Regions from separate parts of the Homo sapiens genome. Here region 1 is linked to region 2. The links are chromatin loops, found by intact Hi-C in ENCODE. Cell type or tissue: A673. All regions are shown on one strand. Links, peaks and the distances in the headings refer to the core of each region. The heading gives the core; the rest is flanking DNA. Region 1 overlaps LOC101927947 (a long non-coding RNA gene). Region 2 has its middle 14 kb from the start of RNF175.

Evidence for each region. Peaks named below come from ENCODE experiments on the same cell type or tissue, not always from the same donor. Only the 100,000 strongest peaks of a DNase experiment are listed, where the experiment ranks them.
Region 1: a loop joins it to region 2, with 3 times the contacts of the local background. A loop is called at or near these places in 18 of 110 quality-filtered maps.

What each region holds. Positions count from the first base shown.
Region 1 is chr4:154,020,001-154,029,077 of GRCh38, forward strand. LOC101927947 (a long non-coding RNA gene) reads left to right here. Exons shown (of 15, transcript XR_007058336.1): 9 at 7,425-7,479. Among named protein-coding and RNA genes, the nearest start is that of SFRP2, 240 kb to the left of the region's middle. RefSeq lists enhancers at 3,332-3,853, 3,854-4,374. In A673, for the core only: a CTCF peak has its summit at 4,296; no DNase peak of the experiment used is centred there.
Region 2 is chr4:153,769,241-153,778,317 of GRCh38, forward strand. No RefSeq gene overlaps it. Among named protein-coding and RNA genes, the nearest start is that of RNF175, 14 kb to the left of the region's middle. RefSeq lists an enhancer at 2,078-2,247. In A673, for the core only: a CTCF peak has its summit at 4,063 (motif pointing right); no DNase peak of the experiment used is centred there.

The DNA of each region.
Region 1 (9,077 bases), core at 409-8,408, 250 kb after region 2:
TTACAACACATAAATAAGCGTTTCTTTTCTTTTCCCTTGGTGTGCAAACATTACACTGCAAAGTCATCAACTAATCCTGCCATTTCCCAAATACATTTTTTTTTCTTTGAGGCGGAATTTTGCTCTTGTTGCCCAGGCTGGAGTGCAATGGCGCAATCTCAGCTCACTGCAATCTCCGCCTTCCCGGTTCAAGCGATTCTGCTGCCTTAGCCTCCCGAGTAGCTGGGATTACAGGCATGTGCCACCACATCCAGCTAATTTTGTATTTTTAGTAGGGACGGGTTTTCTCCATGTTGGTCAGGCTGGTCTCAAACTCCCGACCTCAGGTAATCTGCCTGCCACGGCCTCCCAAAGTGCTGGGATTACAGGCATGAGCCACTGCACCCGGCCCCAAAATACATTTTTAAATAAACATATAACCTTCAAATCCTGATGGACAGACACTGTAGAAGTAAAAAGTGGGAAATTTAGACAGTAAGTAATTGAAATGGAAGAAAAAATGAAAATCACAGTGTATTAGTTTCCAAGGGCTGCCAGAACAAAGTACCATGTACTTCTAACAACAGAAGTATACCCTTACAGTTCTGGCGGCTAGAAGTCTACACTCAAGGTATGGGCAGGGCCATGTTCTCTCTGAAGGCTCCAGGATCCTTCCTTGCTTCTTTTTGCTTCTCATGTTTTTAGAAAATCCTTGGCATTCCTTGGCTTGTAGATGATCACTCCAGTGTCTGCTTCTGCCTTCATGTGGGCTTCTTTCTTTTATGTCTGTGCATCTACATTTTCCTCTCATTATAAGAGCACTAGTCATTGGATTAAGGCCCATCCCAATCCAGTATGTCCTCACCTTAATGAGATTACATCTGCAGAACCCCTATTTCAAATGAGGTCACATTCACAGGTACCAGGGGTTCAGTCTTCAACATAGTTTTTGAGGGAATACAGTTCAACCCACGACACAATCATATATATATATATATATATATATATTTTTTTTTTTTTTTTTTTTTGAGACGGAGTCTCACTCTGTCACCCAGGCTGGAGTGCAGCGGCACAATCTCGGCTCACTGCAAACTCCACGTCCCAGATTCAAGCAATTCTCCTGCCTCAGCCTCCTGAGTAGCTGGGATTAAAGACGTGTGCCACCACACCTGGCTAATGTTTTTGTATTTTTAGGAGAGACGGGATTTCACCATGTTGGTCAGGCTGGTCTCGAACTCCTGACCTCATGATCCACCCACCTCAGCCTCCCAAAGTGCTGGGATTACAAGCGTGAGCCACAGTGCCCAACTCACACAATCCAATATTTTAACAGAGAAAAAATATGACCCAAGTTGTATTTAGAGAAAATAGGACCTAAATCCTGGAGAGCAACGACTGCCATTGGTATGCTCTCCATTCATATTTTGGCACCTGCAGTTCAGTCTTTTCTTTGCTTGCTCTGAATTGTAGGTGAGGCAAGGATAAAGATTCTGTTGACCTGAGACTGAAAGCAATAACCAAGACTGTACTGGCTCAATGATCACTGCTACATACTTGGTTTTCAAAAAATATAAGGCATACCTTTAGGCGACAAAACACGTAGCCTTCGGTCAAGTCACTACATACAGCAGCTCCATGTTCCTGGGGTTAGGACTGGAAAGAACAGTCAAGGAGACAAACTTGTAACTGATCAAATCACCTAACCTGATTATTATGTCAAATTCCAAAACTGATAAGAAAAAGAAAATCCACTTGGGTACCTAACTCCCTGATTTGGCTCCCTACTGTGCTTATATTAATATCATAACTGCTGGGTCTTCATAAATCTATACTGAAAAGACATATCTTTTGGTTATGCCTGGGCAGTATAAAAAAACTGAACATTTTCAAGTTCATTACCAAACCCATGACTGAATTGCTGAATTGTTGATGCAACCCTTTTTGCAGTAATTGAATCAAATAGGCTATTCAATTACATGTTTGGCATTTGATTTAGGGATAGTCTAAACTCCCCATTTTGTTTTCTGTTTTCATAACATACTAGTCTCTTATATTTGGGAAATGTTTCCTGATGTTCAATGGATGCACTAGAGAATAAAAATCTAATGCCACCTACAAATAAATCTGTGACAAACTGTTTATTCAGAGGAAATATTTCAGGGACTGACATGAAGCTGACAAATACAGTGTCAATATTTTACTGTAGAGTCTTTTTTAATATATTGAAAACATTCAAACCCAAATGTCAAGGAAACAATTTTACTCTGACTCAAGGGCCAAGGCTTATATTTTAATGTAGTTACTGTTGAATGTTGGTAAATAACTCTCATTTTACATAAGGATTGGCTTGGATCAGTTGGGAAAACTCCCCTAACTGCTGCACTGGGCAGCGAATGGTAACTTAATTTATCTTTTGGAAGTTCAACAACTCCCCCTTGTTATTAGAGGAGCTAGCTCTAACAATGTGTGGGGTGCAGGACCATTGGAATTCTGGGCTGGTTTAGATTAAGGGGCTTCCTTTCTTTGTGTTCTTAGAGAGCCTGTTGGAGAACATCTAATTTTTCTCTGTCACTCACGTCAACACAAGTAGAAAACCTGTCAGAGGTTAAGCCAATCAGTCTCACCTTGAAGAAGAGTTTTTGTGGAATGTTTAATTTTGGGGGTGTGAAAGAGGAAAGGGATTAGCATGTTCTCAAGCAGCCTCAGCAAGAGACTATGTACCCGGGGAGAGTCTCCAGGAAGTGTCCTCAGAAGCAAAGAGCGAGAGCTGGGAGCCAATGAGGGCGGCAGGAGAATGGGGAAAACCCTATACCACCAGGGAGCCAAGTGGTTGTGGCTTGATGTGTCCTGCATCGTACTTTTTGACTTTTTCCAGAAAAAGCTGGCAATGAGAATAGAAGAATTGCAAACAATGTAGCAGGCCCTTGCCAAGATTTAAATACAGAAGAAACATTCAAAAGGACGGTATCAAATTATCTGCAAAGATGAAGAAAGTAATGACTTACGTTCTCCATCCTCTGGCTGGGTGACTCACCAAAGTGGAAAATGAAGCACTTGGAGATTAAAGGTACCCCCAGAAAGAGGGGGAAAGGGATGGGCTCTGGAGAAGCCAATCCAGTTACAAGTTAACATGCCACAGGAACATCTGTGATGGAAGGTGGCAGCTAAATGCTTCGTGTCTCTTTGTGTTCTCCAGAATCTTCAAGTAAGAAAGTCCAGCCCTGCCTCAGCATTCTTCATCTGGACCACAGACGTGTTAAAAATCACCTACTGCGTGCAGGGTATCATGTGAGGATATGCAGGTGATAATTGTTGTGCATGCACACTTAGTTAGAACACAGTGAAAATAGGTGCCCCTGACCACTCTACTTAAAAAGGCTGCTCTCTGTAGTCTCTATTTTTGTAATGGTCATATTGATATATAATTCACACATTATACAATCTATCCACTTGTATTTTGTTATATGTATGTGTTAACTTCTTTAAAGTACAGGCTCCATGAAGATAACAACCAGGTGTCTTTTGTTCATCAGTGGACACCCAGCAGCTATCATAACGCACAATGCAGCCACTCAGCAATGATGCGGAATGGGGAAGGAAAGTGCTGGGAAGAGAAGGGCGTGGTCCCTTTAAATGATAGGGAAGCGGGGAAGAGCATGGTCCCTGGCTAGGGCTCCAGCCCTGGGCCTGTGCCCATGGACCTAGGTGAAAACAGGCATTTTTGTTTTCCTGCCCAAATGTTGCATTTCCCAAGACCACCCTGGCCTGCCACTCCCCCATCCTGTGCCTATAAAATCCCTGAGACGCTAGCAGCCAGACACACAGGAGGCTGGACGTGGAGAGGAGCATTTCAGCAGAGGCACACGTGGGCGGCTGGACATTGAGAGGAACGCACCGACAGGCACCAGCACACCAGCAGGTCACCGACTGGCAGAACGACGTGGAGTTTGGCCGGGGCAGTTGGAGGAGAGCCCGGGCGCCAAGCAGCCCGACTCCAGGGGAAAACCATCTCTCTTCTGGCTCCCCCATCTGCTGAGAGCTACTTCCACTCAATAAAACCTTGCGCTCATTCTCCAAGCCCACGTGTGATCTGATTCTTCCCGTACACCAAGGCAAGAACCCCGGGATACAGAAAGCCCTCTGTTCTTGTGATAAGGCAGGGGGGTCTAACTGAGCTATCACAAGCCACCTACGATGGCTAAACTAAAAGAGCACCCTGTAATACATGCCCACTGGGGCTTCAGCTGTAAACATTCAGCCCTAGACACTGCCCCCACTGCCGATCTGTATGCTCCCCCTAGAGGTTTGAGCAGCAGGGCACTGAAGAAGTGAGCCACACCCCCATCACGTGCCCTGCGAGGGGAACACGGGAACTTTTGCCATTTCAGTAACAATATATTTTTAGTAAATTCATAATTAATGCATAGACAAGAACAAGATGTCTAAGGCTCAGAAATTGGCTTTAATAAACCTCACATTCTTGTGTTTTCCTCCAAAATTATAGGCAATGTGTTTTAAACAGATGGGGCCTTACTGTGCAGCCCAGGCTGAACTCCAAGCCCTGGGCTCATGGAATCTTTCCACTTCAGCTTCCCGCAGAGCTGGGCCCATAGGCCCTTGCTGCCATGACCGGCTAGCAGGCCATTTTAAAAATTAAGAGGTAACAAAGAAAGAAGAAAGCCCCGGCCAGGCGCGGTGGTTCACACCTGTAATCTCAGCACTTTGGGAGCCCAAGGTGGGTGGATCACTTGAGGTCAGGAGTTCGAGACCAGCCTGGGCAACATGGCAAAACCCCGTCTCTACTAAAAATACAAAAATTAGCCAGGTGTGGTAGTGGCGGCTGTAATCCCAGCTACTTGGGAGGCTGAGGCAGGAGAGTCACTTGAACCTGGGAGACAGGGGTTGCAGTGAGCCAAGATCGTGCCATTGCACTCCAGTCTGGGTGGCAGAGTAAGTGAGATTCTGTAAAAACAACAACAACAAAAAACTAACCTAAAAAAAAGTCCCTATTTGGTAGGAGGAAAACAATATGGACCTCTCATTCTCTCAACCACTTCTCACTTTCTCATGTGCTACAGTTTGACCCCAAATCTGAACAGAGGGGACTTTGGTGGGAAAGCCTCTCACCCTCTTTGTATGCTCAGGAAAGCAGAAGACGTCAGATCTTTGTCTCAGAAGGGGTTTGATTTTCTGTACTTTTACTCTTCATGGTTCAGTTTGAATCAATTCAACTCAGCAAGGAATCCCTGAGTGAGGCTTATGCTAAGGCCATGAGGAAAACAAAAGTATGAGATGCCTCCTGGTCTTTCTAGCTTGCTGTCTCAGTGGGACAGCAAAACATATGTCCCTGAACTAGAGTCAAAGAAAAGGCAATGAGACTTAGAGCCAAGCACTCAGGTCAGACTTGATGCAGAAGGAATTCAGGGAAGGAAGAGAGAATGGTGCTTTGGAAGGTCAGGAAATGCTGTGCTGAGGAGACGGGGCTTGGGCAGCATCTGGGAAAGCAAAGCAAAGATGACAAGGCCTATGCTGCATTCAGGGGACCCTGGGGGCACTGGCCCTGCTGCAGTGGAGGGGCCAGGCTGGGGTCGGTGAGAGGGGCATTGGGACGGGTGCTGGAGTTCTGTGTGCTCGTGCTGAGGGAGAGGAGTTGCAGAAACCCAAAGGCTTTTTTTTTTTTTACTTCTACCTCTGTAGGAACCCCATTCTTCTCTCCCTTCTTTCAGCAATGCTCCTACCAGGCTGTTTTGTTGTTGTTTGTGTTTTTTTGTGAGACAGAGTCTGTCTTCGTCACCCAGGCTGGAATGCATTGGCGCAATCTCGGCTCACTGCAACCTCTGGCTCCTGGGTTCAAGCAATTCTCCTGCCTCAGCCTCCCGAGTAGCTGGGAATACAGGTGCCCGCCACCACACCCGGCTGATTTTTGTATTTTTAGTAGAGACGGGGTTTCACCATGTTGCCCAGGCTGGTCTCGAACTCCTGACCTCTACCACGCCTGGCTAATTTTTGTATTTTTAGTAGAGATGGGGTTTTGCCATGTTGCCCAGCCTTGGCCTCCCAAAGTGCTGGGATTACAGGCATGAGCCACTGCCCCCGGCTGCTTTGTTGTTTTTGTTTTGTCCCTTCTATTACGGGGGAGAGAGGAAGAGCCTCGCCCGCGGAGGGAGAGGCATTTCTATGGAGCAAAGTTTGTAAATCATCTAAATCAGTCGCATTCCAGAAAGAAACAGCGATAGGTCCTGTCTCCTCCCGCCACGAGAAGGAAACAATCCCATAAGCACTCCGTCATGGGCTTGGCACAAGCCTATCATTTGCATTAAACATCTAAAGCCATTATTGAGTAGCTCTATGCATACCCTTTAACATTATGCTTTCTTCTCAATCATAAAGCCATTTTGCTCCTTTGGTTAAGGCAAATAAATATAAGAATCATCATTATTATCAATAAAGGGTACTAGTGTCACTATTTTAAAAGAGAGAAAGTGACAGATTTCATGACAGCATCAGCGGAAGTCTGTGGAAAGATTCAAATCTCAAGGGAGCACTGAATTAGCTTCATGCACCCCATGGATTCTCACTATGTCTACCTTGGTGGGCACAGAGAATGTATAGTGAATATGGATAAAAAATAGAGTTGGTTTTCTTTTCCCAGAAACAACTTGTCATAATATCTAAATCGCTTAATATTTTGAATTTGCAAAATGAGGTTCTCTAGATCCTAATGCGAGCTTCTTTCTTTAAGTAGTTTATTCCCCCTTTCTCTGTAGAAATCTTCATTTACCTTTTCCTCGCTGACTTTTAAACGTGTGATAAAAATCTAACAGGGAGAAGGAGTTGTGGGCACTTAGCTCAACAAAAACTGTTTAAGATGACTTTTTCTTCTTAATCCTAGAGCTTTTTTTCTCGTTTGGGTTTAGCAAAGATGAGAGTAGTGCTGTGCAGATGGTAAGTATAGAAGCTTTTGAATAAAAGCTGGTCATGGTTAGCCCTCAGACTGTAGCTCTAAGATGCTTTAAGAATGTGTTCTGAGCCCTTCGAGAGCTGTGAAATGAATATGGCCATTTATGAGGCAGTAATAAGAACCTTCAGTGATAGTTTGACTCAGAAGCTAATCTTAAGGGTTGTGAGTTTTTATCAATCATTCATCCTTTTCCTGAACATGTGGCTTAAAACAACCTCTTCCTTGGATGAATCCTCCATGTTCTATTTTTCTTCTCATTATCTGTCTGTTGTTGTTGTTGTTTTTGTTGTTGTCATTCCTACTGTTCATTTCCTCTTTCACTGCAACTTTTGTATTTGGTTCATCTTTACCTTCTTATTTTCATGATTTCTCTGACTGGCAATCACTCCTTAGAAAGCTTCACAAATCATGTCAAGCTGTCACCATCTCCTCCTTATTCTGTTCCTTTTGCTACTTCTCACTCATTTTCTTTTCTTCTTTTCAGTTTTGTAGGCTCCTACCAGTGAAAGCCTCCTCACAACTCTCTTCTTCTCCCCAAGGTAAGTAACTGCTTTTTCTTCTTCCATGCTTTCTTTCATTCCAGAGCCATTCTCTCTGCATAACCTCTATTGATGAGCTTCGTTTGCTGCTGTTTTCTTACCCTCAACCACCTCCTCCCTCAGCCACAGAAGTACAATCCATTGTTCTTTATCTCTACCCTGTCCTTCTAGGATTTCTACCACAAAATAAGGCTGTTTTATTATGCCATTCTACCCCTCACTTAGACTATTTTAGATATATTATTTAAGCGGAATCGTGTAGTGGTAGTCTTTCTGTGTCTGGCTTATTTCACTTAGCATAATGTCCTCCAGGTTCATTCATGTTGTAGTGTTGAGTATATTTGATATACAAAAATACTTCACATATTTAATGTATATAATTTGCTGAGTTTGGACATAGGCATACACCCATCATACCATCACTGAAATCAAAGTTATATATATATATATATATATACACACACATCACCTCCCAAAATTTTCTTGTGTCCCTTTGCTTTGTCTGTGGGGGTATGTGTGTGGTAAAAATGCTTAACATGAGATCTACCCTCTTAAAACATTTTTAAGTGCACAGAATTGTACTGTTAACTACAGGTACTACATTGTACAACAGACTTGTAGATCTTATTCATTTTGCATAACTTGAAATTTTATACCCGTTGAACAGCAACTCCCTATTTCCCCCTTCCCTGAGCCCCTGAACAACCATTTTACTCTCAGCTTCTATGACTTTGACAATTTTAGATATATCATTTCAGTGGAATCATACAGTATTCATCGTTCGTGTCTGGTTTATTTCACTTAGCATAATGTCTTCCTGGTTGATCCATGTTGTAGCATATGGCAGGATTTCCTTCTTTTATAAAGGCTAAATAATATTCCATTTTATGAATATACCACATATTCTTTACTCACTCATCTGTTGATGGACATTTGGGTTGACTCCACATCTTGGCTATTGTGAATTATGCTGCAATGAATCTAGGAGTGCAAATATCTCTTTGAGATCCTGATTTCAGATTTTGGAGATATATACCCAGGAGTGAAAAGCTTCTGCACAGCAAGGAAAACTGTCAACAGGCTGAGAAGGAAACCCAAAGAATGGGAGAAAATATTTGAAAACCATATATCTGATAACGGGTTAGTCTCTGAAATATATAAGGAACTTCCTCAACAAAATAGCAAAAAAAAAAAAAAAAAAAAAAAAAAAAAAAAAGAAGAAAGAAAGAAAGAAAGAAAATAGAGGAGAAAACCCACCAAAATCCAGATAACCAGTTTTTAAAATGGATAAAGGATTTGAATAGACATTTCCCAAAGAAGAGATACAAATAGCTAACAGGTATATGAAAAGGTGCTCAACCTCAATAATCATTAAGGAAATGCAAATCAAAACTGAAATGAGATATCCCCTCACACCTGTTAGGATTTTAGAACCCTTGTCCACTGTTGGTGGGAATGTAAAATGGCATAGCCACTCTGAAAAACAGTATGAAGTTTCCTTAAAAAATTAAAAATAGAACTATTATATGATCTAAAGCAGACCTTCTGAATATGGATCCAGAACTTTCCAGAGGAACCACTGTCAGTGAGGGCATTGC
Region 2 (9,077 bases), core at 254-8,253:
ATATACTCTAACTCTGTGATCTTGGAACATCTGCCTTTGAAAAAAAAAACAGGCTTGAGGTATAATTTATATACTTTATGATTCAGCCTTTTTAAAACAGTTTGATTCTATGTTTTTTTAGTATATTCACAAAATGACTATCACCACTATCTAATTCCAGAACATTTTTATCACCCAAAAAAGAAACCTTATATTCATTAGCAGTCACTCCCCATTTCCCCCTTCTTCTATCCCCTGGCAACCACGAGTCTACTTTCTGTCTCTATGGTTTGTAATAAACGTTATGTATAAATAGCATCATACAAGAAGTCTTTGTGCTTGGCTTCATAGCATAATTATTTCAAGGTTCATCCATGTTGTAGTATGTATCAGTACTTCATTCCTTTTTATAATTGAATAATATTTCATTATATAGATATACTACATTCTATCCACTCATCAATTGATAGACTTTTGAGTTTTTTTCACATTTTGGTTATTATGAATAATGATGCTATGAAAATACATATACAAATGTTTTGTGAATATATGTTTTTAATTCTCTTGAGTATATCTCTACAAGTGCAGCCGTTGGTTCATATGGTAACTCTACATTTAAGATTTTGAAGAACTGCTAAACTGTTTTCCGGTGTAGCTGCATCATTTTACAAACCCACTAGCAATGTATGTGGGTTCTGATTACTTCACATTCTCACCAACAGTTATGATCTGACTTTTTGACTCTGGCCATTCTGGTGGGCATAAAGTCATATCTCATTGTGGCTTTGATTTGTATTAAATATTTTCCTAGAGACTAATAATACCAAGCATCTTTTTGTGTGATTATTGGCCATTTGAATATCTTTTTTTTTTGTTTTTGTTTTTTGAGACAAGGTCTCACTTTGTTGCCCGGGCTGGAGTGCAGGGTGTGACAGTGATTTCTCTTGCCTCAGCCTCCCCAGTAGCTAGGACTACAGGCATGTGCCACCATGCCTGGCTAATTCTTAGTTTTTTTATAGAGACGAGGTCTTGCTGTGTTGCCCAGGTTGACCGTTTGAATATCTCTGGAGAAGAGTCTATTCAGTTCCTTTGTCCATTTTTAAATTGAGTTATTAGTTATTTTATTGTTGAATTTTAAGTGTTCTTTATATATTCTATGTGACAGTCTTTTGTTAGATATATGCTTTGCAAATTTTTTTCTCATTCTTTGGGTTGTCTTTTCATTTTTTTGATAAAACTTTCAAAACATGAAAATTTGAAATTTACTCATGTGTTCTTTTGGTGTCATGTCTAAAAAACCATTGCCTAATCCGGGGTCATGAAGAATTATTCCTGTGTTTCTTCTAAGAGTTTATAATTTTAGTTCTTAGATTTAGGTCTTTGATTGAGTTTGAATCAATTTTTTTTGTTTTTGAGACAAAGTCTCACTCTGTCACGCAGGCTGGAGTGCAGTGGCGTGATCTCAGCTCACTGCAACCTCTGCCTCCTGGGTTCAAGGGATTCTTATGCCTCAGCCTCCCAAGTAGCTAGGATTACAGGCAGCTGCCGTGATGCCTGGCTCATTTTTGTATTTTTTTAGTAGAGATGGGGTTTCACCATCTTGGCCAGGATGGTCTCGATCTCCTGACCTCAGGTGATCCACCCACCTCAGCCTCCCAAAGTGCTGGGACTACAGGCATGAGTCACCGTGCCTGGCCGAGTTTGGATCAGTTTTTATATTTGGTGTGAGGTAGGGGTCCAAGTTCATTTTAGTTTCTTTCTTTCTTTTTTTTTTTTTTTTCCCTCATGTGGCTATCCAGTTGTCCTGGCACCATTTGTTATTTGTTGTAAAGACTATTCTTTCCCCATTGAATTCCTGTCTTGGCACCCTTGTGAAAAATCAATTGATCATAATATAATGGTTTATTTTGGAACTCTCAATTCAATTTTATCAGTTTATATGCCAATCCTTATGTCAGTACCACAGTGTGTTGATTATTGTGGCTTTGTATTAAATGTTAAAAAAGGAAAGTGTGAGTCATCCAACTTTGCTCTTTCTCCTCCCCTCCCACCAACTTTGTTCTTCTTTTGCAAGATTTTCTTAGCTATTCCTGGTGCCTTGAGTTATCATAAGAATTTTAGAATCAGTTTGTCAGTTTCTGCCAAAAAGGCAGCTAGAATATTGATAAGATTATTTTGAATCTATGGACCAATTTGGGAATATCACTGTATTAATACTAAGTCTTCCAATTCAGGAATGTGGGATGCTTTTCTATTTATTTAGTTTTAAAATTTATTTCAATTATGTTTTGTAGTTTTCAGTTTGCAAGTTTACACTTTTCATTTGTTAAACTTATTCCTAATTATTTTATTCTTTTTAATGCTAGAGTAGAGTTGTTTTCTTAATTTTATTTTTGTATTGTTGATTGCTATAGAAATACATTTGATTTTTGCATATTGATTATGTATCTTGTAAACTTGCTGAACTCCTATTAGTTGTAGTAGATTTTCAGTGGCTTCCTTAGAATTTTTTATATATAAATCATGTTTTCTGTGAATAGAAGTAGTTGTTTTACTTCTTCCTTTCCAATCTGGATTCTCATGCTCTCTCTCTTTCCTCTCTTCTGCCTCCTTCTTTCATTTTTTTCGTTTCTCTTTTTTCCATACTGTGTTGCCCAGAACTTCTAGTACTATATTGAATAAGAGTGGTGAGAGTGTACCTACTTGTATCTTCCTGATCGTAAAGGGAAAGTATTCAGCCATTCACCATTAAGTATGATGTTAACTATGAGATTTATGTAGATGGCTTTATCCGGTTGAGGAAGTTCCTTTTTATTGCTAGTTTACTGAGTGTTATTATCTGAAAAGATACTGGATTTTTTCAAGTGCTTTTCAGCATCCGTTGATATAGTCATGTGATTTTGCTCTCTTATTCCATGAATATAGTGTCTTACATTGATTGTTCTTTATATGATAAATCAACCTGGCATTCCTGGGATGAATGCCACTTGATCATGTTGTATAATTCTTTTAATATGCAGCTTCATTGTTAAGGATATTTGCATCTATGTTCATAAGGAATATTGGTCTACAGTTTTCCTTCCTTGTGATTTCTTTTTCTGGTTTTGGTATCAGGTTAATTTTGGCCTCATAGAATAACTTGGGAAGTGTTCCCTCCTCTTCTGTTTTTTTTTTTTTTTTTGCAAAATTTGTGAATGACTGATGTTAATTCTTCCTTAAATGTTTGGAATTCACCAGTGAAACCATCTGGGCCTGAACTTTTCTTTGTGGGAAGTTTTTTGATTACTGATTCAATCTCTTTCATTGTTGTAGGTCTATAAAGATTTTCTACTTGCTCTTGAGTCAGTTTTGAAATTTTGTGTCTTTCTAAGAATTTGTCAATTTTGTCTAGGTTATCCAATTTTTTGGCATATAATTGTTTATTGTATTGTCTTATAATCTCTTTTATTTCTGAAAGGTTGGTAGTAATAGTCCACTTTCATCCCTGATTTTAGTAATTTGGGTTTTCTCTCTTTTTATTTTGGTCAAACTAGCTAAAGTTTTGTCAATTTTATTGATCTTTTAAAAGAATAAACTTTTCATTGATTTTGTCTATTATTTTCCTATTCTCAATTTTATTTACATCTGTTATAATCTTTACAATTTCATTTCCTCTGCTTGCTTTGGGCTTAGTTTACTCTTATTTTTTAAGGTAGAAGGTGAGATTATTGCTTTAAGATCTTTTTTCTTTTTAAATATAGGCATTTGCAGCTATTTCCCTCTGAGCATTGCTTTAGCTGCATCCTATACATTTTGGCTTTGTTGGGTTTTTGTTTTCATTCACGTAAATGTCAAACACATTTAGGAATGTGTTGTTTAATTTCTGTATCTTTGTGAGTTCTTCAAATTTCCTTCTGTTATTTATTTCTAATTCCATTTCGTCGTGATTGGAGAGCATACTTTGTGTGGGTTTATAAAGTCCTTCTAAGTTTATTGAGGCTTGTTATACAGCCTAATGTGGTGTATCCTGGGGAATTCTCCAGTTGCACTTGTGTGGTAAGTTCAAGGATTTGGGGGCTAATCAAGGAAAGACAGGAGCACAAGATGGCAGTGTTGTACAGTAAGCTTTTTTGGTGGTATTTGAACAGGGTTGCAGGAGAGGGGAAGTCTCTCACAGCAGGAGACCTTCCAGAGACAGGGCCACCATCCAAAAGGGGAAAAGGGTAAGGGAACTCCTAGAGGAGAGGGGAATTGGAGGCGGGGCTCATGTGTCTAGGTGATGTCACTCAGCAGCAAGGTGGAGAGTTTCGGATCAGATGGCTTTGAAGGGCAGTATTGGGTGGGGTCTTTTCTAGCCACAGAGTTTGTCTTATCTATGACAAGCAGATGTGGGCCTACATTTAGAGCCTATCCTGTTTTGCAAAACTGCAGGGCATGCAAAACAGGATAGGCACTAAATGGTAAAAAGTATACTTATTTAGGATATATTTAAGGCAATTAGATGTAAGAATTTAGTGTGGTCCTGGTGGGCTTTCAACTACTGGTCCCAGCCTCTTGTGAAGAAGTAAACAACATGAGGGCCAATATACAGAGACCATCTTTGGCCCATTTATATAACAACTTGAGAAAAGTTGGCTGATAGTATCATTCGAGTCTTCTATTTCCTCATTGATCTTCTGCTCTCATTTGTTCTTTCCATTATTGAAAGTATGGTCTTGAAGTCTCCAACTATTATTGTTGAATTGTCTATTTTCTCTACTTTGTCCTTTATCAGCACATCCATCCTACCTTCTTCTTTGCCCACATAACTCCTTATATCATAAAGGATTCATATTGGTCATCTGTCTGGCTTTGATGGGCAGAGGGTAACTTTACTGGTTTGGGGATAGTTTTGTTTAATTTTTCTTTTCTAGCCTTGCATCTCTGTGAGCCAATGCACACATTCTAATCCTCTGTAGGACAAGTGTTTAATGGTGTTAGACCAGGAAATGTAATAGAGACCATGCTTTACTCGGAGCCCTGCCCTGCTTTTCACTTTCATCAATGAGTGTTAAAATTGTTAGAAGTTCAAAACACTCAAAAGATTATTATGACCTCCCCACACCATTCCCATATTTTTATTCCATAAACAAACAAAAACACCAAAACCCATTAACTTAGTTTTAAAAATATAAAGAAGTACACAATTATCTGGTTTTGTCTCATGATGACTATTTTGATGATTTTTTTGAGAAAACAAAAAATTAAGTGCTTTTTTCTTTTCCTGTTTTTGGAATTCCCACTTTAATGGCACCCTAAACACAAAGCTTTGTCCATTATGGAGGCACTATAAGAAAACCTCCTTTGTCCCATAGGACCTGGATGGCAAGTATCCAGGATATAGCTACCACTTCCTCCTCCCATGCCTATGGCAGACACCATCACAACCATACGTACATCCTCTTCCATGAAATGTCTGTACATGCTTTGCTCATTTTCTAAGTGCTTTGTTTGATTTTTTTACTGTTAAGTTTTGTGGGTTCTTTATATATTCTAGATACAAGTCTTTTATTCCTAATCTGTAACTTGTTTTTTTACCCTCTTAACAGGGCCTTTTACATAGCCAAAGTTTTACCTTTTTATGAGGTTCAATTTATTCATTTTTCCTTTTGTGGATTGTACTTTTGGTATCAAATCTAAGAACTCTTTGCCACGTTCTAGGTCTTGAAAAGATAAGTTTGTCTTATTTTTCAAAAACTTTTATAGTTTTCTATTTTACACTTAAGTTAATGGTTCATTTGAGTTAACTTTTGTGTGCAATGTTAGATTTAGATTTTTAATTTTTTTATTTGCCTGTGGGATAGCCAATTGCTCCAGCACCATTTGTTGAAAAGAGGATTTCTACTTCATTGAATTGCATTCACATCTTTGTCAAAAGTTATTCGAGTATATTTGTCTGGATTCATTTCTGGATTCTCTGTTCTATTCCACTGATCTGTGTCTGTCCTCCACACTGTCCTGATTACTGTAGCTATATAGTAAGCCTTAACATGGGAGGAATGATTTCTCCCACTATATTATTTTTCAAAATAATTTTGGCTAGTTTAGAGCATTTTTATTTTAATATATATTTTACAATAAGATTACCCATGTTTACAAAAAGCTTGCTGAGATTTTGATAGGAATTGCTTTAAATCTGTCAGTCAGTTTGGGGAGAATTGATATCTTTACTATATTAAGTCTTCAAATCTATGAAGATAGCATATCTCTCCAATTATTTAGGTCGTCCTTGATGTCTTTCATCAGCATTTTGGATTTATCAAAATATAGAACCTGTACATACACTGTTAGATTTATACCTAAGTATTTTATTTTCTTTGGAGCAATTCTAAATGGTTATAGTGTTTTATACTAACAACAAAACAACTTGTTGGTATGTGTAAATGCAGTCACTTTCGAGTGTCAATCTTGTATCCTGTGACCTTACCCAACTCACTTATTAGTTCTCAGTGTTTTGTAGATTCGTTGGGATTTTTAAAATGTAGATAATTGTATTTGTAAATAGACAATGTTTTATTTTTTTAACCCAGTTTGTATGTCAGTTGTTTCTTTTCCTTGCCTCATTTGACTGTCTAGAACTTCCAATATGATGTTGAATAAGAATGGAGAGAGTGGACACCCTTGCCTTGTTCTTGATCTTAGAATGAAAGCACTCAGTCATTTACCATTAAGTATGATATTAACTGTAGGATTGTTGGTAGATGCTCTTTGAGGTTAAGGAAGTTCCCCTATATTCTTAGTTTGCTGACAGATTTTATCATGAATGAATATTGAATTTTATATGCTTTTTTATCACATCAATTAATATGATCATGATTTTTTTCTTTAGCCTGTTGATATAGTAGATTACATGAATTAATTTTTGAATATTGTACCAGGCTTGCATACCTTAAATAAACCAGCATGGTTATAGTATATTATTCTTTTTATGTATTGCTGGATTTGGTTTGCTAACATTTTGTTGAAGATTTTCATGTCTAAGTTAACAGGAGATACTGATTTGTAGTTTTCTTTTTTGCGTGTGCTGTCTTTGTCTGGTTTAAGTGTTAGGGCTATACTAGTCTTATAAGACGAGTTGGGAGGCGTCCCTTCCTCTTCTATTTTCTGGAAGAGATTGTGTAAAATTGGCATTAGTTCTTTTTTAAATGTTTGGTAAAATTCTCCAGTGAAACTTTCTGGGCCTGGAGATTTTGATTTTTAGTGTTATTTTAAATGTGAACTTACTGGTACCCGTAAGAACAAATGGGGCCCAGGAAGACTGTGTTTAGGGGTGTCTGGGGAGGTTTGGGTCTCAGTTACTATTGTCCATCACATGTGTTTGTTACATTAGATCATGAGCTTCTTGAAGGCTAGCCGTGGTGTGTTGGTCATCATTGGAATCCCGGCACCTGGGACAGTGCCTTGCACATACTGAGTACTCAGTGTAAGGTTGCTGAGTAATGGAACTGACTCTCAGCACTTTGATTGTTGCAGACTGGAACCCTGATGCTTCTTAGGGAAGCCAAGGGAGAAGAGGGCAGCACAAAAATGCCTGAGTCTTCTTTTGGGGGTGGAAAAGTCTCTTTGGGAGAAGAGAGAAGTAGATAATATTTGTGATCTCATTCTTCCTCTTGCCTGCTTGAACTGCTACCATTCAGGCCTTGAAAAACCCAGTGTACCAAGAAGACGGTGTGTGGAGCACTGGTAGTGGGGAAGAACAGATGCAGACTAGCGCCCCTTCCTGCTGTGTGTGTCTTCAAACACAGAAACAAGCTCTGAGAATTATGCTTCAACATAGAAGATGGAAAGGAGATGAGAATGTATCAAGCTTAGGCATAACTTACTGAGTAATAGTTCTTAATTATTTATAGATGAGAAGACTGAGGCTTGAAGAAACTATTGACTTGCCTAGGTCTCTCTGAATTTCGAAAGCTACGCCAATGAACTTGACACTTTTACTGCAGCTTCTAGTCTGTTAAGTGGTTTATCTTGATATACTTTAGATGATACAGCTGTAGAAAATTTTGTACCAGTTACACCAAGCTCTAGTGCTTTTCTCATTTCATAACATAAAATGACAAATTAATGGTTATTACTACTCTGAATTGGAACATCTTGAGACAGATTCTTTGATTTGTCCTTCTAACACTATCTGCATTAACTGATACCTTTATTAATTGAACTTTTTTAGCACTTACCTCTCTGTATCACTCTCTGGACAGTAATGGAGTGCATTTTAAAGTATTTTGTTTTATTATGTTTAGTTACTATTTGTTTCTGAGCAATAATGTATTTAATCATTTTGCAAGTTGAGAATTTTTTAATGTTATTTACTCTAAAATCTGTGGGTCTTATGCTAGATTTATTTGTAGCATCTAGGGCAATAGCTTCAGCATAATATTGCACAATATCATTGTTGATTGGTCAATATGTAAAACTGATGATACTTAATTTCTAAGGCTCTGTCTTAATAGAAGATATTCTGGTTCAACTTATTAAAAATTCTCTTCTTATAAGTACCTTTACCCAGATCCTAATCTCAACTTAAACCCAACATTCTATTTTCAACTCAAGTGAACCACTCTCTCTTCTAAGTCATCCCTGGTGCATGTACACATCTCCCTCTTAACATAGAGCATTGGAGTTGTTTGCATGCCTCTCTTCCTTATTGGATTATGAGTTCCTTTTGGGAATGATTCATTGCTGTATTACCAGTGCCTAACACAATCCCTGTGGAATACAAGCTGAAGGATGGCAGAATCATTGTGTACCCACCATCTAGACCAGTGTCTGGCATGTGGTAAGCACTCAATGCATATTTATTGAATGAATAAGCCAATGTCAATAGTTTGTGCTCAATAAATAGTTGCTGAGTTAATAAATTAATTTGTATTTGTGCAATGTGTTTCATAGGCAAAAATCAAACTGTTCAATAATCCAGATTCAGTGACTACATGAGGGATACATATGCCAGGATTTGCTTTTCAAGGTAACCCCATCCATTAAGAGCATTGAAAACTTGATAGTAAATAAGAGTTGAAAGATAAAAAGGCTGGCCAAATTATCATCTAATTAGAGAATAGGGAATCAGGAATTGCTAT